2 separate regions of the Homo sapiens genome follow, and region 2 is linked to region 1. The links are chromatin loops, found by intact Hi-C in ENCODE. Cell type or tissue: heart left ventricle. All regions are shown on one strand. Links, peaks and the distances in the headings refer to the core of each region. The heading gives the core; the rest is flanking DNA.

What was found. A loop is a pair of places that touch in the nucleus more often than their neighbours do. Peaks named below come from ENCODE experiments on the same cell type or tissue, not always from the same donor. Only the 100,000 strongest peaks of a DNase experiment are listed, where the experiment ranks them.
Region 2: it touches region 1 in a loop (3.0-fold over the local background); 3 of 110 quality-filtered maps call a loop at or near these places.

What each region holds. Positions count from the first base shown.
Region 1 is chr14:103,808,488-103,816,487 of GRCh38, reverse strand. The region is part of intron 1 of PPP1R13B (protein phosphatase 1 regulatory subunit 13B); the gene reads left to right. Among named protein-coding and RNA genes, the nearest start is that of PPP1R13B, 35 kb to the left of the region's middle. In heart left ventricle, for the core only: a CTCF peak has its summit at 7,889 (motif pointing left); DNase peaks (open chromatin) are centred at 4,529 and 7,917; H3K27ac peaks cover 586 bases.
Region 2 is chr14:103,854,029-103,870,936 of GRCh38, reverse strand. It overlaps PPP1R13B-DT (PPP1R13B divergent transcript), which reads right to left. Exons shown (of 3, transcript NR_038436.1): 2 at 16,535-16,641; 3 at 12,888-14,813. Among named protein-coding and RNA genes, the nearest start is that of PPP1R13B-DT, 15 kb to the right of the region's middle. In heart left ventricle, for the core only: no CTCF peak of the experiment used is centred there; no DNase peak of the experiment used is centred there; H3K27ac peaks cover 3,793 bases.

The DNA of each region.
Region 1 (8,000 bases), core at 1-8,000:
TTCGAACTCCCGACCTCAGCTGATCCGCCCGCCTTGGCCTCCCAAAGTGCTGGGATTACAGGCGTGAGCCACTGTGCCTGGCCGGAAACCTGGCCTGAGTTCTGGAGTTCAAGACCAGCCTGGTCAACATGGTGAAACCCCGTCTCTACTAAAAATACAAAAATTAGCCGGGGGTGGTGGCACGCACCTGTATTCCCAGCTACTTGAGAGGCTGAGGCAGGAGAATCGCTTGAACCTGGGAGGCAGAAGTTGCAGTGAGCCAAGATCATCTGCACTCCAGCTTGGGCAACAGAGTGAGACTCTTGTCTCAAAAAAAAAAAAAAAGTTGTTTTCATTGAGAAAAATATTTTACTGATGGTATAGGTTGAATACTTGGCATAGCTAGTTTTTTGTTTGTTTGTTTTGAGATGGAGTCTTGCTCTGCTGCCCAGGCTGGAGTGCAGTGGCGCGATCTCAGCTCACTGCAAGCTCTGTCTCCTGGGTTCATACCATTCTCCTGCCTCAGCCTCCCGAGTAGCTGGGACTGCAGGTGCCCGTCACCACACCTGGCTAATGTTTTCGTATTTTTAATAGAGACGGGGTTTTACCGTGTTAGCCAGGATGGTCTCGATCTCCTGACCTTGTGATCTGCCCGCCTCGGCCTCCCAAAGTGCTGGGATTACAGGCATGAGCCACCACACCTGGCCGTACTTTTTTTTATTATTTTAAAATTATTTTATTTTATTTTATTTTGAGATGGAGTTTCACTCTTGTTGCCCAGGCTGGAGTGCAGTGGTGCGATCTTGGCTCAGTGCAACCTCCACCTTCCAGTTTCAAGCGATTCTCCTGCCTCAGCCTCCTGAGTAGCTGGGATTACAGGCGCCCGCCACCGTGCAGGATAATTTTTGTATTTTTAGTAGAGACAGCGTTTCACCATGTTGGCTGGGCTGGTCTTGGAACTCCTGACCTCATGATCCACCCACCTTGGCTTCCCAAGGTGCTGGGATTACAGGCGTGAGCCACCATGCCTAGCCTGTGTTTGTGTTTTTTAAATAACAGCTTTATTGGTACATAATTCACATACAATAACATTCATTTTTTCAAAATGTACAATTCATTGGTTCTTAGTATATTCACAAATTGTGCAACCATCACTACTATCTAGTTTTATATTTTCATCCCAAAAAGAAATCTTGTACCCATTTTTCAGTCACTCCCGCTCTCTCCTTCCTCCCAGCTCCTACCAACGACTAATCTACTTTATCTCTCCGTGGATTTGCCTGTTTTGGACATTTTATAAAAACAGAATCATATAATATGTGAACATTTTGTATCTGGCTTCTTTCACTTGGCTTAATGTTTCCAAGCTTCATCCATGTTTAGCATTCATTTGAATCCTTTTTATGGTCAAATAATATTCCAGTGTATGGGTATACCACATTTTGTTTAGGCATTCATCAGTTTGAGTTGTTTCCACTTTTTGGCTATTATGAATAATACCATAAATATTTCCAAGTTTTTACATAAACATCTATTTTTTTTCTTTCCTTTTGTTTTTTTTTGTGAGACGGAGTCTTGCTCTGTCGCCCAGGCTGCAGTGCAGTGGTGTGATCTTGGCTCACTGCAAGCTCCACCTCCCGGGTTCACACCTGTCTCCTGCCTCAGCCTCTTGAGTAGCTGGGACTACAGGCGCCCACCACCATGCCCGGCTAATTTTTTGTATTATTAGTAGAGACAGGGTTTCACTGTGTTAGCCAGGATGGTCTCGATCTCCTGACCTCGTGATCCGCCCACCTTGGCTTCCCAAAGTGCTGGGATTACAGGCGTGAGCCACCGCGCCCCGCCGCCGGTTTTTGTTTTTTTTTAAATAGTGATGTGGTCTCGTCAAGTTGCTTAGGCTCATCTCTTAACTCCTACCCTCAAGTGATCCTTTTGCCTCAGCCTCCTAAAGTCTTGGGATTATAAGTGTGAGCCACGGGGCTCAGCCCATTGAAACTTTTACTGCCTTATCTTTTTTATTTTGAAGCATTTTAGAGTAGTGGTTTAAAGCTTAAGCTTTGGAGTCACACAGGCCAGGGTTAAATCCTGACTCTAGTATTTATTAGTTCAGCAGACTTGGGACAAATTATTATTTTATTTATTTATTTATTCATTTATTTTGAGACGGAGTCTTGCTCTGTCGCCCAGGCTGGAGTGCAGTGGGGCAATCTCGGCTCACTGCAAGCTCGGCCTCCCAGGTTCATGGCATTCTCCTGCCTCAGCCTCCCAAGTAGCTGGGATTATAGGCATGTGCCACCATGCCCGGCTAATATTTGTATTTTTAGTAGAGACGGGGTTTCACCATGTTGGCCAGGCTGGTCGTGAACTCCAGACCTCAGGTGATCCATCCGCCTTGGCCTCCCAAAGTGCTGGATTACAGGTGTGAGCCACCACGCCCATCTGGGACAAATTATTTAACCTCTCTGACCCTCTTTTTCCTAATCTGTAAAGTGAAGAGTAGTACCTATATCACAAAGATGGTATGACAATTGAGAATGTGTAAAGTCCATACTATAATGAGTAATAATAAGTACCAATAAATGATAATGGAAATGTTTTTTCCCTAGTGCAGTGACTTTTCATTTAGTTTTATGGAAGTCCTGGTAGGTTTCATGAGGCCCTCAGAGTAGTATCTTTCAAACTTTTCTGACCATGAACCCACACTAAGAAATACCTTTTACAAGGTGACTCAGTTCTTACCTAAATACTCAGACACGTATCTATACGTGTCAAAATGTCAGGAGAAAACACCCTATGTTACTCTTCTCTTACCCTGCTATAAAGAACTACCGGAGACTGGGTAATTTATAAAGGAAAGAGATTTAATGTACTCACAGTTCTGCGTGCCTGGGAGACCTCAGGAACTTACAATCATGGCGGAAGGCACCTCTTCACAGGCTGACAGGAGAGAGAACGAATGCCAGCAGGGGAAATTCCAGATGCTTATAAAACCATCAGATCTCGTGAGACTCACGCATTATCACGAGAACAAAATGGGAGAAACCGCCCCATGATCCAATTATGTCCACCTGGTTCTCCCCTTGACACATGGGTATTACAATTCAAGATGAGCTTTTGGGTGGGGCACAGCCAAACCATATCTTACCCTTTCCATGGGCAGTGTACTGTCTTATTTTTTATAGAAGTTTTAGATATACAGAAAGATGGAGCAGAAAGTACGGTGGGGACGTGAAAGTACAGTGGGGACTCTCTTCTGGATTTGTGCTTTTTTTTTTTAACATTGCTGAATAACTGAATAATATTCCAGCAGTATTATGTACCACAGTTTGTTTATCCATTCATCTACTGAAGGACATCTTGGTTGCTTCCAAGTTTTGGCAATTATGAACAAAGCTGCCATAAACATTCACATGCAGGTTTTTGTCTGGACACATTTTCAACTCCTTTGGGTAAAGACCAAGTGGTGGGATTGCTGGATCACATGGTAAAAGTATGCTTAGTTTTTTAAGAAGCCACCAAACTGTCTTCCAACATGGCTGTACCATTTTGTATTCCCAACTGCAAGTTCCTTTTGCTCCGCATCCTCACCAGTGTTAGGTGTTGTCGATGCTTTGGATTTGGGCCATTCTAGTAGGTGTGTAGTAGTATTTCACTGTTGTTTTATTAATAATTTGCAATTCCCAAATGACCTATGATACGGAACATGTTTTTCATATGTTTATTTTTCCATTTGTATGTCATCTTTGGTGAAGTATCTGTTCAGATCATTTGCCCATTAAAAATTAGGTTGTTTTGGCCAGGTGCGGTGGCTCACGCGTGTAATCCTAGCACCTTGGCTGAGGCAGGGGGATCATTTGAGGTCAGGAGTTCGAGACCAGCCTGGCCAACATGGTGAAACACCATCTCTACTAATGATACAAAAATTGGCTGGGCCTGATGGCAGGCACCCCAATCCCCGCTACTCAGGAAGCTGAGTCACGAGAATCGCTCGAACCCAGGAGGCAGAGGTTGCAGTGAGCTGAGCTTGTGCCACGGCACTCCAGACTGGGCGACAGAGTGAAACTGTGTCTCAAAAACACAGAAACAGCCACACGCGGTGGCTCACGCCTGTAATCCCAGCACTTTGGGAGGCCGAGGTGGGCGGATCACAATGTAAGGAGTTCGAGACCAGCCTGGCCAATATGGTGAAACCCCATCTCTACTAAAAATATACAAAAATTAGCTGAGTGTGGGGGCAGGCACCTGTAGTCCCAGCTACTCGGGAGGCTGAGGCGGGAGAATCGCTTGAACCCAGGAGGCAGAGGTCACAGTGAGCTGAGATTGCGCCACTGCATTCCAGCCTGGGTGACAGAGACTGTCTAGAAAAAAAAAAAAAAAAAAACCACACACAGAAACAAAAACATTAGCTTGTTTTATGATTATTGAGGTTTTTTTTTTTTTTTTTTTTTTGAGGGGGAGTCTGGCTCTGTCGCCCAGGGTGGAGTGTAGTGGCTCAATCTCAGCTCACCGCAAGCTCCGCCTCCCAGGTTCACGCCATTCTCCCACCTCAGCCTCCCAAGTAGCTGGGACTATAGGCGCCCACCACCACACCCGGCTAATGCTGTTTTTGTATTTTTAGTAGAGACGGGGTTTCACCATGTTAGCCAGGATGATCTTGATCTCCTGACCTCATGATCTGCCAGCCTTGGCCTCCCAAAGTGCTGGGATTACAGGTGTGAGCCACTGCGCCCGGCCTGGGTGACAGAGCGAGACTCCATCTCAAAAAAGAAAAAAGAGTTATTTGTGTATTTAGGATACAAGTCCTTTATGTATTTATTTATTTAGTGACGGTCTCACTCTTGTGCCCAGGCTGGAGTGCAGTGGCACAGTCATAGCTCACTGCAGCCTCGACCTTCTGGGCTCAAGCAATCCTCCTACCTCAGCCTCCCAAGAAGCTGGGACTACAGGCCTGCACTACTACACCTGGCTACTTTTTGTGTTTTTTGTAGAGATGGGGTCTCCCTATGTTGTTCAGACTGTTCTCGAACTCTTGGGCTCAAGTGATCCACCCATCTTAGCCTCCCAAAATGCTGGGATTACAGACATCCCGAAGTGCTGGGATTATAGGTGTGAACCACCACACCTGGCCAAGTCCTTTATCAAATATGTACTTTGCAGATATTTTCTCCCAGTCTGTGGCTTGTCTTTTCATTCTCTTAATAACTGTTATATATTGTTCTGTTCTAGTTCATTAAAAAACAAAACTGGTCCTGAGGCACTAATTGATTTTAGAGCCCACTAAGAGGTCATAGTCTGTGGTTTAAAATTCAGTGTTTGTTCTGCTTCCATAATATTCACGTGATCAACATTAGTAAAGCAACCATTATTTCAAGCAGTAATTTTCTTTGTCTTTTTTTTTTTTTTTTTTTTTTTTTGAGGAGGAGTCTCACGCTGTCCTCTAGGCTGGAGTGCAGTGTGGCATAATCTCAGCTTACTGCAACCTCTGCCTCCCGGGTTTAAGCAATTCTCCTGCTTCAGCCTCCTGAGTTAGGTGGAATTACAGGCACGCACTGCCATGCCCGGCTAATTTTTTTTTTTTTTTTAGTAGAGACGGGGCTTCACCATGTTGCCCAGGCTGGTCTTGAACTCCTGACCTCAAGTGATCCACCGGGCTCAGCTTCCCAAAGTGCTGGGATTACAAGCACGAGCCACCACACCTAGCCTCAAGCAGTCACTTTCAATTTTTTTTTTTCTTTTTTGAGATGGAGTCTCGCTCTGTCATCCAGGCTGGAGTGCAGTGGTGCGATCTCGGCTCACTGCAAGCGCCACCTCCCGGGTCACGCCATACTCCTGCCTCAGCCTCCCGAGTAGCTGGGACTACAGGCGCCCACCACCACGCCCAGCTAATGTTTTGTATTTTTAGTAGAGACGAGTTTCACTGTGTTAGCCAGGATGGTCTTAATCTCCTGACCTCATGATCCGCCTGCCTTGGCCTCCCAAAGTGCTGGGATTACAGGCATGAGCCACCACGCCCAGCCAAAGTAATTTTCAATATTGATGAACAGTGGTGTCAGAATTGATACTGTTCTTTATTCTAGAGTATTATTTTCTAATTTTAATTTTTTATTATTTTTGAGAGGAAGTCTCACTCTGTCACTTGGCTCACTGCAACCTCTGCCTCCTGGGTTCAAACGATTCTCCTGTCTCAGCCTCCTGAGTAGCCGGGATTATAGGCATGTGCCACCACGTCGGGCTAATTTTTGTATTTTTGGTAGAGATGGGGTTTCACCATGTTGGCCAGGCTGGTTTCGAACTTCAGACCTCATGATCCACCTGCCTCAGCCTCCGAAAGTGCTGGGATTAAAGGCATGAGCCTCCACGCCTGGCCTTTTTAAAATTTTGAGACAGCTGGGCGCGGTGGCTCACACTTGTAATTCCAGCACTTTGGGAGGCCAAGGCGGGCAGATCACAAGGTCAAGAGATCAAGACCATCTGGCCAACATGGTGAAACCCCGTCTCTACTAAAAATACAAAAATTAGCCAGGCATGGTGGCGCATGCCTCTAGTCCCAGCTACTAGGGAGGCTGAGGCAGGAGAATCACTTGAACCCGGGAGGCAGAGGTTGCAGTGAGCCGAGATCGTGCCACTGCACTCCAGCCTGGGCGACAGAGCGAGACTCTGTCTCAAAAATAATAATAATAATTTTGAGACAAGAGTTTCACTTTGTCACCCAGGCTGGAGTGCAGTGGTTTGATCATAGCTCACTGCAGCCTTGACCTCCTGGGCTCAAGTGATCCTCCCTGCCTCAGCCCCCCACGTGTCTGGGACTACTGGCATATACTACCATGCCTGGCTAATTTTTTGTGCTTTTTGTAGAGATAGGGTTTCGCCATGTTGCCCAGGCTGATCTCGAGCTCCTGAGCTCGAGCAGCCTGCCCACCTCAACCTCCCAAAGTGCTGGCATACAGGTGTGAGCCGCCACACCCAACCTATTCTAGAGTATTCTTTAAGTTTTAGTGGATAGAATAAATGTGGTCAGCTGTATCACCTCTATATCCTGTAGTCATGACACATCTTGGTATTATGGAAAGCTGTATGAATTTCACATTTCTACAAGGTTTAAGATAGGTTCTCTCAAAATGCGTTATGCTTTTAAATACTGAAGGGACTATATACTAAGTAAATAATGCAAATAGAAGCTAAGGTGTCTATTTTGTATTCCCAGGAATACTGTATAATGTAATTTAAAATGTGAAATTATTAACGCAAGTAAAACAGTGATTAGAACTCAACAGAATTGATAAGGTTATTGAGATCTATTGTAGTGGCTATTTAACTTTGAGTAGATGCTACTCAGATATTTAAATATGTCTAGGCTGAGCATGGTGGCTCATGCCTGTAATCCCAGCACTTTGGGAGGCCAAGGCGGGAGGATAATTGAGCCCAGGAGTTAGAGACCAGCCTGGGCATAGACCCCATCTCTACAAAAAATAAAAAAAATTAGCTGTGGTGCGCTTTTACAGTCTCAGCTACTTGAAAGTTGAGGCGAGGGAGGATCACTTGAGCCTAGGAGTTCGAGGGTGCAGTGAGCTAGGATTGGTGCTGCTGCGCTCAGCCTGGGCAGCAGAGCAAGATCCTGTCTCTAAAAAAAAGAAACATTAAAAAAAATGGGTGTATAGCTGTCTCTGCCTTCGTAAGAGGGTTAAATATGTACTTCTACAGTCTTATTTATTTAGAAAAAAATTTTCATTGCTCTAAGGTTAATTTTATTCCTTTTCCAAAATAATACAAGCCCTAATTATGGAAATTGAACTTAATATGATCTTACTAAACTGTACCTTTATTTTCCTTGGAGTTAATTCTTCATCCCTAAAATTTGTGTCAGGGGAAGGGGGTAGTGCTGAACTCACCCCCGTTACCCTGCAGTGCCACCTTGTGGAAAGAAGCTTTAGCTCAAGCTTGTCCAACCCATGGCACCGGGCCACAGGAGGCCCAGGACAGCTTTGAATGCAGCCCAACACAAATTAGTAAACTTTCTTAAA
Region 2 (16,908 bases), core at 3,560-11,559, 51 kb before region 1:
ATTAGATGTACTTACACTAAAGTGTCAAGGATAGTTTTCTTTTTGTTTTGGTTTTTGGGTTTTTGGGGGGTTTTTAGGTTTTGTTTAGACAGGGTTTCGCTCTGTTGCCCAGGCTAGAGCACAGTGGCACTATCATAGCTCACTGCAGCCTCAGCCTCCTGGCCTCAAGCGATCCTCCCACCTTGGCCTCCCAAAGTATTGGGATTAGCCACCTCGCCTGGCTTGTTACTCCGTTATACTCCGCTAACAAGTGATTCCACCTGACCAGCCAGCATCCAGGGGGATTGTGCCCAGGGAGGATGGTACCAGGGCCCCTCACAGTGGTCAGAGCCAGGAATGGGCCTGGGATGGCCATGCTCCAAGGTCCAGCTGACAGCCCCAGACAGCAGGGAGGGCAGGCCTCAGGGCAGAAGGTGACCAGTGGCTGGGACCCAGACCAAGGCTGCAGCCCTGAGGTGCCACACAGGGTCAGGCAGACAGGGACCAACAAGAATGGTACAAAAGGGAAGGGACCCGGCCAGTTGGATGGGCTGTAAGAGGGTTCTGCGCAGAGCCACCTAGCAGGAACCAACCTGGTCAAGCCCTCTGGCCTCAAATCTGGCTTGGCTCCTGCGACTGAGCTGGAGCCCAGCAGGGGAATGGGGAGAGTAGGACCAGTCATGTGGCTCTAGGGATCCTGTGGCAGGGAGCCAGGCCAGGCCTGAGACTCCCTCTGCAGGGGTCAGAGGCCCAGTTCTGGGCCCCCACGTACCAGCCTGTGGCCAACCTCTAGGCTTTTCTGACCAAGGCCAGACTTTTCCTGTAAGGTCCCCTGAGACCAGGCCTGGAGGGAGTTGGACGGTGGAGCCTCAAGAGCCCACATCTTGACAGGGCCCCGCACTACCACCTCCTGTCTATGGAACACCCCATCCCTCCTCTCTTCAGGGCAGTTCAGACATTGAAGGAAGAGACAAAGAGCCTTGAATGTCACGAAAAGGAGGTTGGACTTTATCCTGCAGGCAATCAGAAGCCAGAAAGGTTTCAGGATGGATGGGCTGATCAGATTTGAGTTTCAACAGGCCACTGTGTGAGTATGCGGAAAGGGTGTGGCTGGGGACAGGAACCCCAGTGAATGGCACTGCTGTCCATGAAGAGGGGCAGCAGGGGCCTGGGCTGTGCAGGGACCAGGGGGTACAGCAAAGGGGCTGGTATCCAGAGAAAGCCCAGGGATGCCCCGGGACAGTCGTAGCACCGTGAGTCTTTGGGCCCTGTCCCTTTCCTTGAAGACCCAGCAGAGCGAGTGCTGCTTGATTTCCCAGAAGCCCTTTGTGGAGAGTAACTCGCCCCATCCCCCACCCCTGCCACACAGGCTGCTACAGACACCCAGACACCGGAGCTCCAGCCGGGGCAGGCTGCAGGATGCCCAGCCGTGTCCCCAGGATGCCCTGCACGCTGTCCTGAAAACTAACCTGTAACTGCAGCTCTTGGAGCCTTCCGGAACCCAGATCCCCACCTGAGATCAAACCAAAGACCTGGTTTAAGGTCCCTGGTTTGGCTTGTTGCCACCCAACGCTGCCCCAGTTTGCCGTCTTTTTTTTTTTTTTGAGACGGAGTCTCGCTCTGTCGCCCAGGCTGGAGTGCAGTGGCGCGATCTCGGCTCACTGCAAGCTCCGCCTCCCGGGTTCACGCCATTCTCCTGCCTCAGCCTCCCGAGTAGCTGGGACTACAGGCGCCCGCCATCACACGTGGCTAATTTTTTTGTATTTTTAGTAGAGACGGGCTTTCGCCGTGTTAGCCAGGATGGTCTCGATCTCCTGACCGCGTGATCCACCCGCCTCGGCCCCCCAGAGTGCTGGGATTACAGGCGTGAGCCACCGCGCCCGGCCGACTTCGCTATGTCTTTAGGCCAGCCCTGACCGCCCTGAGCCCCAGCTTGCCCAGGCCCTTGCAGAGTGATGGGGTCACAGAGAGGTACAGACACACAGTAGAACAACAGACATGTACATGGGGGGTGGCACATGTGACCATGGGAACAGAGAAGAGGGAGAGGGAGGAGGTCAGGGTGAGGACATCAGAGTTGGTGCCTGAAGGTGGGATGAGGCAGAGCCAGGGGTTGCCGTCACCGCCCTCTCCCCCAGGCACCAGCACCCAGCACTGGCTCTTGCTCATGGGCAGGAATGAGGAACGGATGTCATTAGTAGCAGCTCCCAGTAACTACCAATAGGTGTGAAGCCCGGTACAGTTAAAGAGGCCTGACATGCTGCAACCTGCACTTTGGCAGCACGTACCTGGGCTTTGAAGTAAGTTTCATTATCTCCAATGCACAAATGAAGAGACTGAGGGCCAGGGTGAGTAAGTCACTGTCAGTGAGTAGCCATCCTTGTCGGGTGGGAGTGTAGGCCCTGGGGGCCCAGAGTGGGCAGGGTGCTGAAGTCCCCTCCCTGTATTCCTGGGCAGCCAGGTGTGCCCTGCCAGAGCCTTGGAGCATCTCCAGTCTTGGGGCAGGAGATCCCTTAAAGTGAAGCCGAGGGTGAGCCCCCAGGTGAGGGGGTCCGAGGGCTCAGCCCATCTCCTTCCCTCCGGCCTGCCCTGAGTTTCTGAGCTGGGTGATGGGGCCCAGGAGAGCAGGAATTGTGGGCGAGGCTGGCCTCCCTGAGACTAGGTAGATCAGGAACAGTTTCTTGGAGGAGGAAGTGCCTGAGCTGAACCTTGAAGGCCGTGTCCAATTTTCACTAGCGAGGATGGAAGCAGGGACGTGTTGGGATCAACCAACAGCATGAGCAAGGATGGGCCCGGAGGGCAGGCAAGGGAATGATGAGCGGGAGGTGAAGCCAGAGGAGTTGGAATGGAGGGCCGAGGGGAGCAGGAGCCAGGGCAGGCCTCCTTCAGCACTTGGGGCCCTGCAGACACCAGCAGGTCACTTCTGTGTCAAGCTCTGAAGCAGCACCAGGGAGGCCTGGGGAACCACCTCCCAGACACACACCCTACACTGTTGGCCTGCAAGATCAGCCCTTCTAGGGCAGCACCACTGCCCAGTTACAGTCGGGTCTGGTCAGTGCCTAAGACCAGGAGGGCACAGGGGCATGGAAGTCAGGGGATTGGAGACCAGGGGCCCTGCTCCAAGAGAGGCCTCAGAGGAGCCAGCTCCACTGAGCTCTCCCCATGGCCAGCCGGTGGCACGCGCCCCTCTGAGGAGGTAAGAAATCCGAGCCTGACAACGAGCCAGATGATTGTTTCTCCTGGGATAGCAGGCCCCGAGCCAGTGCCTGCAGGCCCAGGCGTGACTGCCAGCCCCCAGCCCCGCCTCCCTCCCGGCACTGCCTGGCACTCCACTCAGCTGGGCCCTGTGCAAGGCTGCTTTGATGGTGGAAATGCACAGTCACCACTGCCCATAGGTTTGGGAGCACCTGGAGCTGAGTCTGAGGTTGCAGGGGCTCCAGGCCCCATCCCGCCTGTGTGACCTAATGGCTGGTTAATTCGCCTCTCTCGGCCTTGGTTTCCTCATCTGTCAAGTAGGAATGACAGCAGTGCTTGCTTCCTGGAGACTGTTTGAGGATGAAAGGACAATGTGTGTGAAAGGCCCCGGGGAGCTCCAGCCAGGGCGCAGGGGAGGAAGGATTAGGCAGCACCCCACAAAGCAAAGTCAGAGCTACCTAACAAGTCCACACACCTTCGAGGGGGTCAGGAGGTGGCGGAAGGTGCCTGGGAAGGCTTCCAGCAGGAAGGTTCTGGAACATCTGCCCATGTTTGAACCCCTCTCAGCGTCCTTCCAGCAATGGAGCGCCTCGCTGCTCCTCCAGGCATAGCTGCAGGTCCTCCACTCTTCTACAGAACATCCTGTGAGTCCCCTGCCCCCCCACCCCCCCAGCCCTGCAGTGTGTCCCTGGGTTTTCAAGACCAAAATGGCCAACCGGCTCGGTGGCTCACGCCTGTAATCCCAGCATTTTGGGAGGCCAAGGCAGGCAGATCACCAGGTCAGGAGTTCGAGACCAGACCAACCTGGCCAATATGGTGTAACCCCATCTCTACTAAAAATACAAAAATTGGCTGGACATGGTGGTGGGCGTCTGCAGTCCCAGCTACTCAGGAGGCTGAGGCAGAAGAATTGCTTGAACCCGGGAGACAGAGGTTGCAATGAGCTGAGATCCTGGGTGACAGAGAGACACTCTGTCTCAAAAAAAAAAAAAAAAGGCCAGCCGCAGTGGCTCACACCTGTAATCCCAGCACTTTGGGAGGCTGAGGCAGGCGGATCGTGAGGCCAATAGATCGAGACCATCCTGGCCAACATGATGAAACCCCGTCTGCACTAAAAATACAAAAATTAGCTGGGCATGGTGGCGTGCGCCTGTAGTCCCAGCTACTTGGGAGGCTGGGGCAGAAGAATTGCTTGAACCCAGGAGGTGGAGGTTGCAGTGAGCCGAGATCGCACCACTGCACTATATAGCCTGGCGACAAAGCGAGACTCCGTCTCAAAAAAAAAAAAAAAAAAAAAAAAAGAGTGGAATGACTGGAGCCACTGGTCATGGCCCGTCATCGTCAGGGGAGAAGGTGACCTGCACCATCCCTGTCCAGGGGCTTGTGCAATTTCCAGGATGCCCAGGGAGTCCCCCCGCAGCCCCCGCCCAGCTGGGAGTCCTTTCTGTGGTGCCCTGCTAAAGCTGTTCCTTCTTGGGACGAGGGAGGCAGGCATTGGCTCTGGAAGGCTCCAGTAAAGAGGAGCAAGTTCCAAGTTCCCGTCAGCAGCCCCAAAACTACTTGGCAGGTAGCTGAGTCCCACCCCAAGGGCCTCATTCCATAAATGGTGTGACATGGGCTCCCAGCACACGGGTCTTCGGTCAGTGGCCCAAGGTCAAGTCTCTGCCTTACCACCTAGTCCCTGTGTGGCCTTGAGCTAGTTGCTCAACTCCTCTGACTCTGTTCACTCACCTGAAAAGTTGTGGGTGACAATTGCGTGACCTTCCTCCAGGGAGAGCTGTGAATGCTATCAAGTTAAGTACCAGGCCAGGCGCGGTGGCTCACGCCTGTAATCCCAGCACTTTGGGAGGCCGAGGCAGGCGGATCACGAGGTCAGGAGATCGAGACCATCCTGGCTAACACAGTGAAACCCCGTCTCTACTGAAAATACAAAAAATTAGCCGGGCGTGGTGGTGGGCACCTGTAATCCCAGCTACTTGGGAGGCTGAGGCAGGAGAATGGTGTGAACCCGGGAGGCGGAGCTTGCAGTGAGCAGAGATCGCGCCACTGCACTCCAGCCTGGGCGAAAGAGCGAGACTCTGTCTCAAAAAAAAAAAAAAAAAAAAAAGTTAAGTACCAAAAAGAAGTCACAGGTGAACAACTTTTTTTTTTTTTGGAGATGGAGTCTCCCTCTGTCACCCAGGTTGGAGTGCAGTGGCACGATCTCAGCTCAGGTTTTAAGCCCTGCATGCATTAGGTATTTGTCCTAATGCTCTCCCTCCCCTTGCCTCCCCAACCCCTGACAGGCCCCACTGTGTGATGTTCCCCTCCCTGGGTCCATGTGTTCTCATTGTTCAACTCCCACTTATAAGTGAGAACATGCGGTGTTTGGTTTTCTGTTCCTGTGTTAGTTTGCTGAGAATGATGGCTTCCAGCTTCATCCATGTCCCTGCAAAGGACATGAACTCATTATTTTTTACGCTGCATTACAAAAAGATTTTTTGTAGAGATGAGGTTTCACCATATTACCCAGGCTGGGTCTTTGTATGAACATATGTTATCATTTCTCAAGGGTAAATGACTAGAAGTGGGACTATATATACACACACATTAAATTTTATAAGAAGGCCAGGCACGGTGGCTCACGCCTGTAATCCTAGCACTTTGGGAGGCCGAGGTGGGAGGATCACCTGAGGTCAGGAGTTCAAGACCAGCCTGGCCAACATGGTAAAAAACTGTCTCTACTAAAAATACAAAAATTTGCTGGGCATGGTGGCATGCACCTGTAATCCCAGCACTTTCTGAGGCTGAGGCAGGAGAATCGCCTGAACCCAGGAGACAGAGGTTGCAGTGAGTCAAGATGGTGCCACTGCCCTCCAGCCTGGGCAACAGAGCAAGAATCCATCTCAAAAAAAAAAAAGGGGGCCGGGCACGGTGGCTCACGCCTGTAATCCCAGCATTTTGGGAGGCCGAGGCGGGCGGATCACAAGGTCAAGAGATCGAGACCATCCTGGCCAACATGGTGAAACCCCATCTCTACTAAAAAAAAAATACAAAAAATTAGCTGGGCGTGGTGGTGTGTGCCTGTAGTCCCAGCTACTCGGGAGGCTGAGGCAGAAGAATGGCTTGAACCCGGGAGGTGGAGCTTGCAGTGAGCTGAGATCGCGCCACTGCACTCCAGCCTGGGCGACAGAGTGAGACTGTCTCAAAAAAAAAAAAAAAAAAAAAAAAATCTGTACACAGATGGCCATGGCAGCTTTATGCATAATTGCCAAACTTGGAAGCAACCAAGATGTCCTTCAGTAGGTCAATGGATAAATAAACTGTGGTACATCCAGAGAATGAAATATTTTTCAGCACTAAAAATAAATGAGCTATCAAACATAAAAAGACATGGCTGGGCACAGTGGCTCATGGCCTGTAATCCCAGCAATTTGGGAAGCTGAGGCAGAAGGATCACTTGAACCCAGGAGTTTGAGACCAGCCTGGGAAACATAGTAAGACCCCCATCTCTACAAAAAATCAACAAAATTAGCCAGTGTGACGGTGTGCACCTTGTGGTCCCAGTTGCTTGGGAGGCTGAGATGGGAGGATGGCCTGAGCACAGGAGGTTGAGGCTGTAGTAAGCCAAGATTGCACTATTGCCCTCCAGCCCGGGTGACAGAGTGAGACCCTATTTGTGTGTTTTGTTTGTTTGTTTGTTTTTTTGAGACGGACTCTCGCTCTGTCACCCAGGCTGGAGTGCAGTGGTGTGATCTCGGCTCACTGCAAGCTCTGCCTCCCGGGTTCACGCCATTCTCCTGCCTCAGCCTCCCGAGTAGCTGGGACTACAGGCGCCCACCACCATGCCTGGCTAATTTTTTTTTTTTTTTTTTTTTTGTATTTTTAGTAGAGACGGGGTTTCACCGTGTTAGCCAGGATGGTCTTGATCTCCTGACCTCGTGATCCGACTGCTTCGGCCTCCCAAAGTGCTGGGATTACAGGCGTGAGCCACTGCACCTGGCCGAGTGAGGCCCTATTTGAAAAAAAAAAACAAAAACCCAAAATACGAAAAAATGAAAAGCCTACATACTGTATGATTTCAGTACAGGACATTCTGTAACAAGCAAAACTACGGAGACAGCATAAGGTCAGTGGTTGCCCGAAGTTGGGGAGGGAGGGATGAATAGTGGAGCACGGGGGATTTTTAGGACAGAGAAACTACTCTGTATGACACTAGAGTGGCAGATACATATGGTTATGCATTTGTCCAAACCCATAGAATGTATGAGAGCAAGCGTGAGCCCGAATGTAAACTATGGACTCTGGAGATCATGATGTGTCAATGAAGGTTCATTGATTGTAACAAACGTGCCACTGTCAGGGGAGATGTTGGCAGTGGAGGAGGCTGCATGGGGTGGAGGGACAGCGGTCTATGGGAGAGCTCTGTGTCTTCCACTCCATTTGGCTGTGAACCTAAAACTTCTCTAAAAAATAAAGCCTATCATAATATTTTTAAAAAATCAAGCCAGGCAGAACAGGGTCTGGAGGCAGGGAATCTAAGGGCATTTCACACCAACTTCCTAGAACTAAATTGAAAAGAAAACCCTAACTTTCCAAGCCTAAATAACAAAAGGAGCCGAAGCTACTTCTTTTGCAAACCTCCTTTTTTTTTTTTTTTTTTTGGAGACAGGGTCTCTGTGGTCGAGGCTGGAGTGCCAGTGGCATGATCTTGGCTCACTGCAACCTCTGCCTCCCAAGTCCAAGCGATTCTCCTGCCTCAGCCTCCCGAGTAGCTGGGACCACAGGCAGGTGCCACCACCACGCCCAACTAATTTTTTTGTATTTTTAGTAGAGATGGGGTTTCGCCATGTTGGCCAGGCTGGTCCTGAACTTCTGACCTCAAGTGATCCGCTCTCCTCAGTTTCCTAAAGTGCTGGGATTACAAGCGTGAGCCACTGCACCTGGCTTGAACCCACACCTTTTCTTCATGGCAGATGGGAAATTGGCTGTTGGCAACCAATCAGACTGAATGGTGACCGAGTCTTCATTTGCACAGGAGTATAACTTTGTAACTTTAGCCTCTGATTGGTCACTTTCTATAGCCAATCAGATGTTTGCACAGGAGTGTGACCTTTGTAACTTCACTTCAGCCTCTGATTGACTGCTTTCCGCAACCAATTGTGGGCCACTGCTTCATTTACATAAGGTGACTACCAAGTGGCCAATAGGAAACCTGTAGTGGGTATTTGAACCCGAGAAGATTCTGTATCCGGGCTCTTGAGCTGCTCCAGCTGCTTCCACACTGTGGAGTGTACTTTCATTTTCAGTAAATCCCTGCTTTCGTTCTTTCATTGCTTCATTCTTTCTTTGCGTTGCTGGGCATTTTGTCCAATTCTTTGTTCAAAACGCCAAGAACCTGGAAAACTTGCAGTCAAGACCCTCTACTGGTGACACAAGTACATGGATTATTATTATGATGATGATTTTTTTGGAGACAGAGTCTCGTTCTGTTTTCCAGGCTGGAGTGCAGTGGCATGATCTAGGCTTACTTCAATCTCCACCTCCCAGGTTAAATCAATTCTTGTGCCCCAGCCTCCCGAGTAGCTGGGATTACAGGTGCGTGCCACCACACCTCGCTAATTTGTCTATTTTTAGTAGGGATGGGGTTTCACCATGTTGGCCAGCCTGATCTCAAACTCCTGGCCTCAAGACATCCGCCGGTATGTGCATGTATGTGGGGGTGTGTGTGTGTGTGTAAATTCCCCCCTGGCCCCAGCTGGACCCGTCTTTCAAGACCAACATCCTTCAGCAAAGCCCCTCCTGGCCTTGCCTGTGCTCTTCAGACCTCGCTCAGCTGAGCAGACCCCTGGCTCCGGGCAGGCTAAGGGGCCAGCAACTTCCTTTCAGCGTTTCTGGGAGGTATGCACCATGTCCTCCTACTTCACTTGAGAGGTGTTTCCTGAACTTTTCAGAACCATCTCAGGCACCCCAGCACCAATTGCAGCAGTCAGCCACCTTATCTCCAAATGCCACTGCCAGCTGCCTTCTCTGGTGTTGGCAAAAAGGACAGATCACCCTGTTCCCCTCTGTACTCATGTCTATGTGGGGAAGGCTGGTGTGGGTGAGCCAGTGAGAAGATGCTGCTGTTGAGCTGGTGGGAGTGTTTCAAGGTCAGGTCGGCAGCCTTCTCACTCAAGGCAGATCAGCAGATGAGCTGGCTGGCCATGAGATGGGGCCCTCCCTAGCAGGCAGCAGCGTCTCACCCAGTGCAGGGACACAGCAAATGCCGATGTGGTGTTCACCATGTGATGCACACATTGTTTCATGTAACTGACAAAAATCCTTGAGGGAGGCTGGGCGCTGTGGCTCACTACTGTAATCCCAGCACTTTGCGAGGCCAAGGCGGGTGGATCACCTAAGGTCAGGTGTTTGAGACCAGCCTGGCCAACATGGTGAAACTTCGTCTCTACTAAAAATACAAAAATTAGCTGGGCATGGTGGTGCACGCTTGTAGTCCCAGCTACTTGGGAGGCTGAGGCAGGAGAATTGCTTGAACCCGAGAGGTGGAGGTTGCAGTGAGCCGAGATCTTACCACTGCACTCCAGCCTAGGTGACAGAGCAAGACTCTGTCTCAAAAATAATAATAATAATAATAATAATAATAATAATAATAATAATAATCCTTGAGGGAGGCACTGTTATTATCCCCATCTACAGGTGAGCAAACTAAGGCACAGAAACGTTATGTAACTGGCCCAAAATTACACAGCCGAAACTAAGTGGCAGATGTTCTCTAGCTCCACAGTCCAAGCTCATAGGTACTGTGTGAAAGAAAGCACATTTTGGGCCGGGCGCGGTGGCTCACGCCTGTAATCCCAGCACTTTGGGAGGCCGAGGCGGGCAGATCACGAGGTCAGGAGATCGAGACCATCCTGGCTAACATGGTGAAACCCCGTCTCTACTAAAAATACAAAAAATTAGCCGGGCGAGGTGGCGGGCGCCTGTAGTCCCAGCTGCTCAGGAGGCTGAGGCAGGAGAATGGCGTGAACCCAGGGGGCGGAGCCTGCAGTGAGCTGAGATCCAGCCAAGATTGCGCCACTGCACTCCAGCCTGGGCAACAGCGAGACTCCATCTCCAAAAAAAAAAAAAAAAGAAAGAAAGAAAAGAAAGCACATTTTGCTAACTTCTTGCTACAAAATATCCAAGTAGTTACTGCCAAATGGATCCTGAGCTCATAAAACAATGCAAAGTGTATACATTGTAGAGAGTGCAGGATTTAGAGTCAGAAGAGCTGGATTTGAATCTTGGCTCTCCCACTCAGAGGCTGAAAGACCCGGAAAGCCTCCATATCCTCATCTGTAATGAAGGAGAAATGGTATTTCCTTCACAGGATTATAGCGACCGGCAAGTGAGATAAAATCCTTTGAAACACTTGGGAATGATGCAATGACAATTTTGAAAATCAAAATTAAATTTCAACATAAAAATAAATTAAGGAGCACTCAGAACTGGCCTTGATTCGGCCCTCTAGAAAGACCACAGCAGACGGACTAGGAGAGAAACCCCTGGCCAGGAAAGGCAGGGGCATCTGAGAAGCTTCAAGAAGGGGTTTTCGTACATGACAGATGACGGAATCAGCGCTCCTGCTTGGGACAGTGAAGGGACATTGTCCTCAGGAGTGGGACCCAAGGTTGACCTGGAAGCAGCTGGCCGGCGGGAAGGACAGGGCAGGGCTGGAAGCCAGCGTGCCAGCCGAGTCGCTTCTCCCCAGGCTCAACTTCCTCCCACCAGGAGCCCCTGTGACAGGGAGCACAGATGGTCGGAGAGTTCCAGGTGGGCCAGGGAACAGAGAATTCGGACCGAGAGTTGGACGGAGGCAGGCCGTTGGGTGCCCACCCAGGGGACTGCAGGGAGGTGGGTGCCGAGGGAGCACAGAGGCTAGACACTGGCAAGGGAGCGAGCAGGGATGGTCTGAGCTGGGAATGGTTTGCCAGCAGCTTCACTGGGCAGAACTGGCAACACTCTCCACCCCTTAGTTACCTGTGAGGGAGCCAAGGAGTTGTCCTCCAAGGAGGTGGTCAGCCAATTTCAGAGGTCAGCCGAGAAGAGGCACCCCTTCTTCTCAGGCCTCCTTCCCTTTCCCTTCCCCACCCTCAACATTCACTAAACACCTGCAGAGGTTTATGGGACCAGGTGCCAGGAAGGCCCCACATCTGTCCCCACCCGGCCAGCTCATGTGGTCCTTCCTTTCCTTCCTTCCCTCCCTCCCTCCCTGGCTCCTTCCCTCCACTCGCTCCCTCCCTCCCCTGGCTCCCTCACTTCCTTCCTTCCTCCCCCTTCCCTTCCTTCCCTCCCTCCCTTCCTCCCTTCCTTCCTTAGTGGTTACTTACTGAGTGTCAGGCACTGTTTTAAGTGCTTGGGACACATATACAGATCCCTGCTCTCCTGGAACTTATATTTTACTAGGAGCAAGACAATAAACAATAAATATAATAAGACCAGGCATGGTGGCTCATGCCTGTAATCCCAGCACTTTGGGAGGCCGAGACAGGTGGATCACCTGAGGTCGGGAGTTCGAGACCATCCTGACCAACATGGAGAAACCCCGTCTCTACTAAAAATACAAAATTAGCCAGGCGTGGTGGCACATGCCTATAATCCCAGCTACTGGAGAGGCTGAGGCAGGAGAATCGCTTGAACCCCGGAGGCGGAGGTTGCGGTGAGCCAAGATCGCGCCATTGCACTCCAGCTGGGGCGACAAGAGTGAAACTCCGTCTCAAAAAAAAAAAAAAAAAAAAAAAAAAAAAAAATATATATATATATATATATATATATATATATATATATATATATATATATATATAATATGTGAATAAAATGTTATATTAGAAGGCAATATATGTTAGGGGAAAGAGAAAAAGTAGAACAGAGCATCCTGGGTTGGCTGTCCAGAGGGTGAGCCCAGAAACTGGGATTCCAGGGCCAGCTGTGGGTCTGGAAAGTGATCCTAGGAAGCGAGATGAGGAGGGAAGGAGAGAGGACAGGGTGCATAGCTGAACAGGGTACCCTGCGCCTGCCTGGGCTCAGTGGCCTCTGGGCAGCTGTGTGGAACGTGCATCCAAGCAGAGCCGGCCCGTCAGGGGAGGGGGCCGGGGACCCTCCAGCCCCAGTCTTTGTGAGGACTGCTCCTATGCAGCAGCCATCGTGGTGGAGTGGCCTCCCACAGCCTCAGGGGCTGCCAGACGGGTCGGGTGGGGACAGCCTGGGGCAGTGGCTCTCCAAGTGTGGTCCCTGGACCAGCAGCATCAGCAGCACAGGGGAACTTGTTAGAAATGCGAATACTTGGGCCCATCCCAGACCTACTGGAGCAGACGCCCTGGGGATGGACCCAGCCCTCCAGGCGATTCTCAGGTGCTGAAGATGGAGAAGCAGCGGCTTTAGGGATGTGGCTAGGCACTGCTAAGGGATGTGGCTAGGCACTGCTAAGGGATGTGGCTAGGCACTGCTAAGTTCTGCACAGGGTTTGGGGAATCGGGAGTGAGTGGGGTAGTGTAGGGGTGGTGTCTTAGTTGCAGCTGCTGTAACAAAGTATCATTAACTGGGTGCTTGTCAACAACAAAAATGTATTTCTCACAGTTCTGCAGACTGGAAAGTCCAAAGTCAGGGCAGCAGCAGGTGCAGGGTCTAAGGAGGGCCTGCTTTCTGCTTCAGCTTCATAGACAGTACCTTTTTTTTTTTTTTTTTTTTTTTTTGAGATGGAGTCTTGCTCTGTCGCTAGGCTGGGGTGCAGCAGCACGACCTTGGCTCACTGCAACCTTCGCTTCCGGGTTCAAGTGATTCTCCTGCCTCAGCCTCCTGAGTAGCTGGGATTACAGGTGCCCACCACGTCCGGCTAATTTTTGTGTTTTTAGTAGAGACGGGGTTTTGTCATGTTGGTCAGGCTGGTCTTGAACTCTTGACCTCAGGTGATCCGCCCGCCTCAGCCTTCCAAAGTGCTGGGATTACAGGCGTGAGCCACCGCACCCGGTCGACAGCACCTTTTGACAGTGTCCACACATGCCAGAAGGGGTGAGGGGTCTCTCTAAGACCCCTTTTATAAGGGCATTAATCCCATTCATGAGGCTCTGCTTGTTATGGACTGAATGTGCTCTCCCCAAATTCATGTGTTGAAATCCTAACCCTTAAGGTGGTGGTATTTGGAAATACATTTGCACTATCGGAGGAGGCCTTGAAGGACAGACCACGTGTCAGCAGATCCACCTAGAATGGAAGAGAGGGGCCTTGGAGAGCCACAGCCCGGACCACAGGGGCTGTGGAGAACACAGCAGTCTGGCTTGCTGGGAGCAGAGTTGGGGCACTGCCGGCGAGGCCACCAGGTGTGGCTGTTACATGACAGCCATAGATGGTGCTATGGAAGGGCCTTCAGTGGGGTAGTGACATACGTATTTTGGGGTTCTGTTAAAATGCAGTTGTTCTTACAAACCAGGAAGGCTCTGGCTCAGGAATTCTCTTGATGTCTCATACTACAGAAACCCCCTACAAAGAAGAAAGGTGTTTGTGCAGAAGTTTCCTGCACACCTGTGCTGGGTGTCCGGCTCTCGTCCTCCCAGATTGATGCTCCATCCTTCACCCTGCTTTTGCCTTTTGGGGCCACCTCCATGGGCTGCAGCCAGATGTGGAGGTGCCCTGTGGGAGGTCAAAGGCAGGAGAGGGAGCGATGCGGGAATGGATCCCCTCCCTCTTTGGGCCTGCCTCTGACCAATGCCACTGCCCTCCAGGCCAGCCTCCTCTGGACTTTCTTCTTTGCTGGAGAGCTCCCCTTTCTCTTCCTTCCAGCCCTGATGGTGGAAAGAGTCCCCCTAATGCTGGTCCCAGAGTCCTGCCCTCCCCTAGTGGTCCCCCCTTCCTTCTGTAAGCATCCCCCTTTGTAAATCGCCTTCCTGGAATTTCCCTAATTTGAGGAAGCCATCTGTTTCCCTATGGGACCCTGACTGATGTGACAGCGTTGTGAGTAATGGCGGGAACTGGAAGCAGCCAAGAGGCAGAGAGCTGGGGAAAAGCAGTGGGTTAGGTAGAAGAATGTCAGGGAAAACCCGAAATAAAGGCAGGAGTGAGCGGGCGCTTAGGGTGGGATGCTTGGTGAAGAAGAAAAGACGGAAGACTAAAGTGTGTGGCCTGACACAACATCCAGAGGGAAAGCTCGCTGTGTGCAGGGACCAAGACTCCTACCCTCCTTCGGGCCTAGCACGGAGGACGCAAGAAAGGTCAGGAATGAATGAATGGATGAAGTGTCCTGGCCCAGCAGCCTTTTCTTCCTCACAGGGGCCCCAGACAGATTCCAGAAGGAAGGGAGAAAGAGAGGTTTAGACCCTGAAAGACCAGTACAGTGTGTGTAGGACACCAGGCAAACCCTGCCAAGGCAGAGGGCGGGACTTGTGGAGCTGGGAGTTTTTGGAGGCAGCGGCCACCAGGTGGAGGCCATAGACTTGGCTCCGGGTTCCAGTCACAGGCTCCGTAGCTCTGTGGCCCTGGGCAAGTGGCAAAGCCTCTCTGGGCTTCAGAGAACGCCTGCCCCGCTCTGAGTCCTCGCAGGAAGATGAGGCTGCAGTCAGCTGAACACTTGCTGAGTTCTGGGCATGGCGACCCCTACCCCTGGACAGTGATCCTGTGACAGAGGCCTGTTGCAGGAATGAAAACAGGTGGGTTGGCTCCGGAGACCCCCTCTCTGAGTTCCAAGACTCCTGTGTGGGAACTCCTGGCAGGGACACTCTTTTCTGTGGCCTGGGGTGGATGTCGCTGGGTTTCCAGCTGTATTTTATTTGGTGGAGGCAGCGGTGGAGTCTGCCCTCCATGCACATTTATTAGGTGTCTACTGTGTGCTGGGCACTGGGGATCTGGTGGGGGACACAAGTGCAGCCTCACAGGCCACAGGGGCCACCCACGGCCAAACAAAAGACCAAAAACAAGCAGATCGCTGGGTGTTTTCCCACCAACTTATTTTCTAACCTGGATAACAAAAAATATTACTTAATGCCCCAGAGGAGCAAATGGAACCACGACTGGTTCACAGCCAACACTTGTGAAAACAGGTTTCCCCGGGCAGCTGTGGGGGTGGAACAGGAGCTGCACGTCCCATTGTCCCAGAGTCCCCACCCCCACACTGGGGAGGGGCTGCCAGCGGGGCCTAGGGTGGGGTGGGAGTCGGCCTGGAGCGGGGGATGGTGAGGGCATGAGGCTGGAGAGCCGCAAACCCAAGCCCTCAGGGGTTTAACTACCCTTGACCGTCAGGGCAGAAGGGAGGCCCCGAGGGGTCCCAGTGGGGAGTGGTTGGGTCGGATTTTCCAGCGGGAGGGAGGCTAACTTGGAGTAGAGGTGAGGGCAGCTCAGGTTGGGGTGGGGCCAGAGAAAAAAGGAGGTGTGTGTGTTGTGGGGGAAGGACTGAGGGGGTGAGGGGCACGGTAACACCTGGCATTTGGCTGCAGTGCCAGATGGATCCCAGAGTGGGCCACAGGCCCAGGCTGGACAGGAAGGGGAGTCATGAAATGTGGCCTTCTTGGGGACAGCGTGGCCAAGCAGATGTCAGCACAGAGCCCACAGCGCCCTCTCTTAGGCCTGGATAAGGCACTGTGGGTGCCAGGTTGCAGGCCCTGCACAGCAGCCCCAAAGCCTGGAGCCATCCTGAGTCCTTCCTTTCCTCCTCCCAACTCCCACCCTTCAAATCTTACCCCAGATAGAAGCCCTTCCCCACATCCACTTCCTCTACCTTCCTCATCCTAAGGGCCCGTCCTCCTCCACTGCTGCGGAAGGCCAGCCAACTTCCACCGGAAGCTTAAGACTGTAAATCAGCTGTCAGAAAGAGTTTCCCCTGGAAACACCAGAGGGAAGGCCCTCTGCCCTCAGGGCCAACAAAATCCAGACCCGCCACAGCCCGCAAACTGAAGCCTGACCCTACCTCCCTCCATAGCCTCCAGCACTTTCCTTACCTGCTCCTCCCCCTCCCTGCTCCTGCAGCCTGCAACTCCCTGGCAGAGGCAGCTGTCTCTGTCACATTATCTGGCTTTATTATTATTGTTGTTATTACTATTTTGAGGCAGGGTCTCCCTCTTTTGCCCAGGCTGGAGTGTAGTGGTGCGATCTCAGCTCACTGCAGCCTCAGACTCCTGGGCTCAAGCGATCCTTCCACCTCAGCCTCCCAAAGTAACTGGGACTACAGGAGCACTCCACCACGTCTGACTACTTTTTGTATTTTTGCTGTAGAGACAGGCTCTCCTTATGTTTCCCAGGCTGGTCTTTAACTCCTGTCCTCAAGTGATCCTCCCACTCCAGCCTCCCAAAGTGCTGGGATTACAGATGTGAGCCACCGCGCCCGGCCTGGACTTATTGTTAAAAATACACTTACCAGCATTTGTGTTCTTGTCTATCGTCTTCTTGCCTGGCCGGAATACAAACTCTGTGAGGACAGGGACCTCACTGTTTTGCTCAAGGCTGTGTCACCAGGGCCTGGACCTGGGTGGGTACATGGAAGAAACCAGGCGACACCTGTTCATGGAGCCTGCTGGCCCCTGGGGCAACAGGTACATAGACAGCTCCAAGGTGGCAGATTGTGATGCGTGACCCAGGTCTGGGCAGTCTGGAGGAATGTGGTGAGATGCGTCATCCCTGGGCGATCTGGGGAAATGCTGCAGAAGAAGGCTTTGATTTTCAACAGAACAGGAAGCACTCCTTTCTGAGGGATACACAGAGTGCTTTCTCGTACACAGGGAGGTGGGTGGA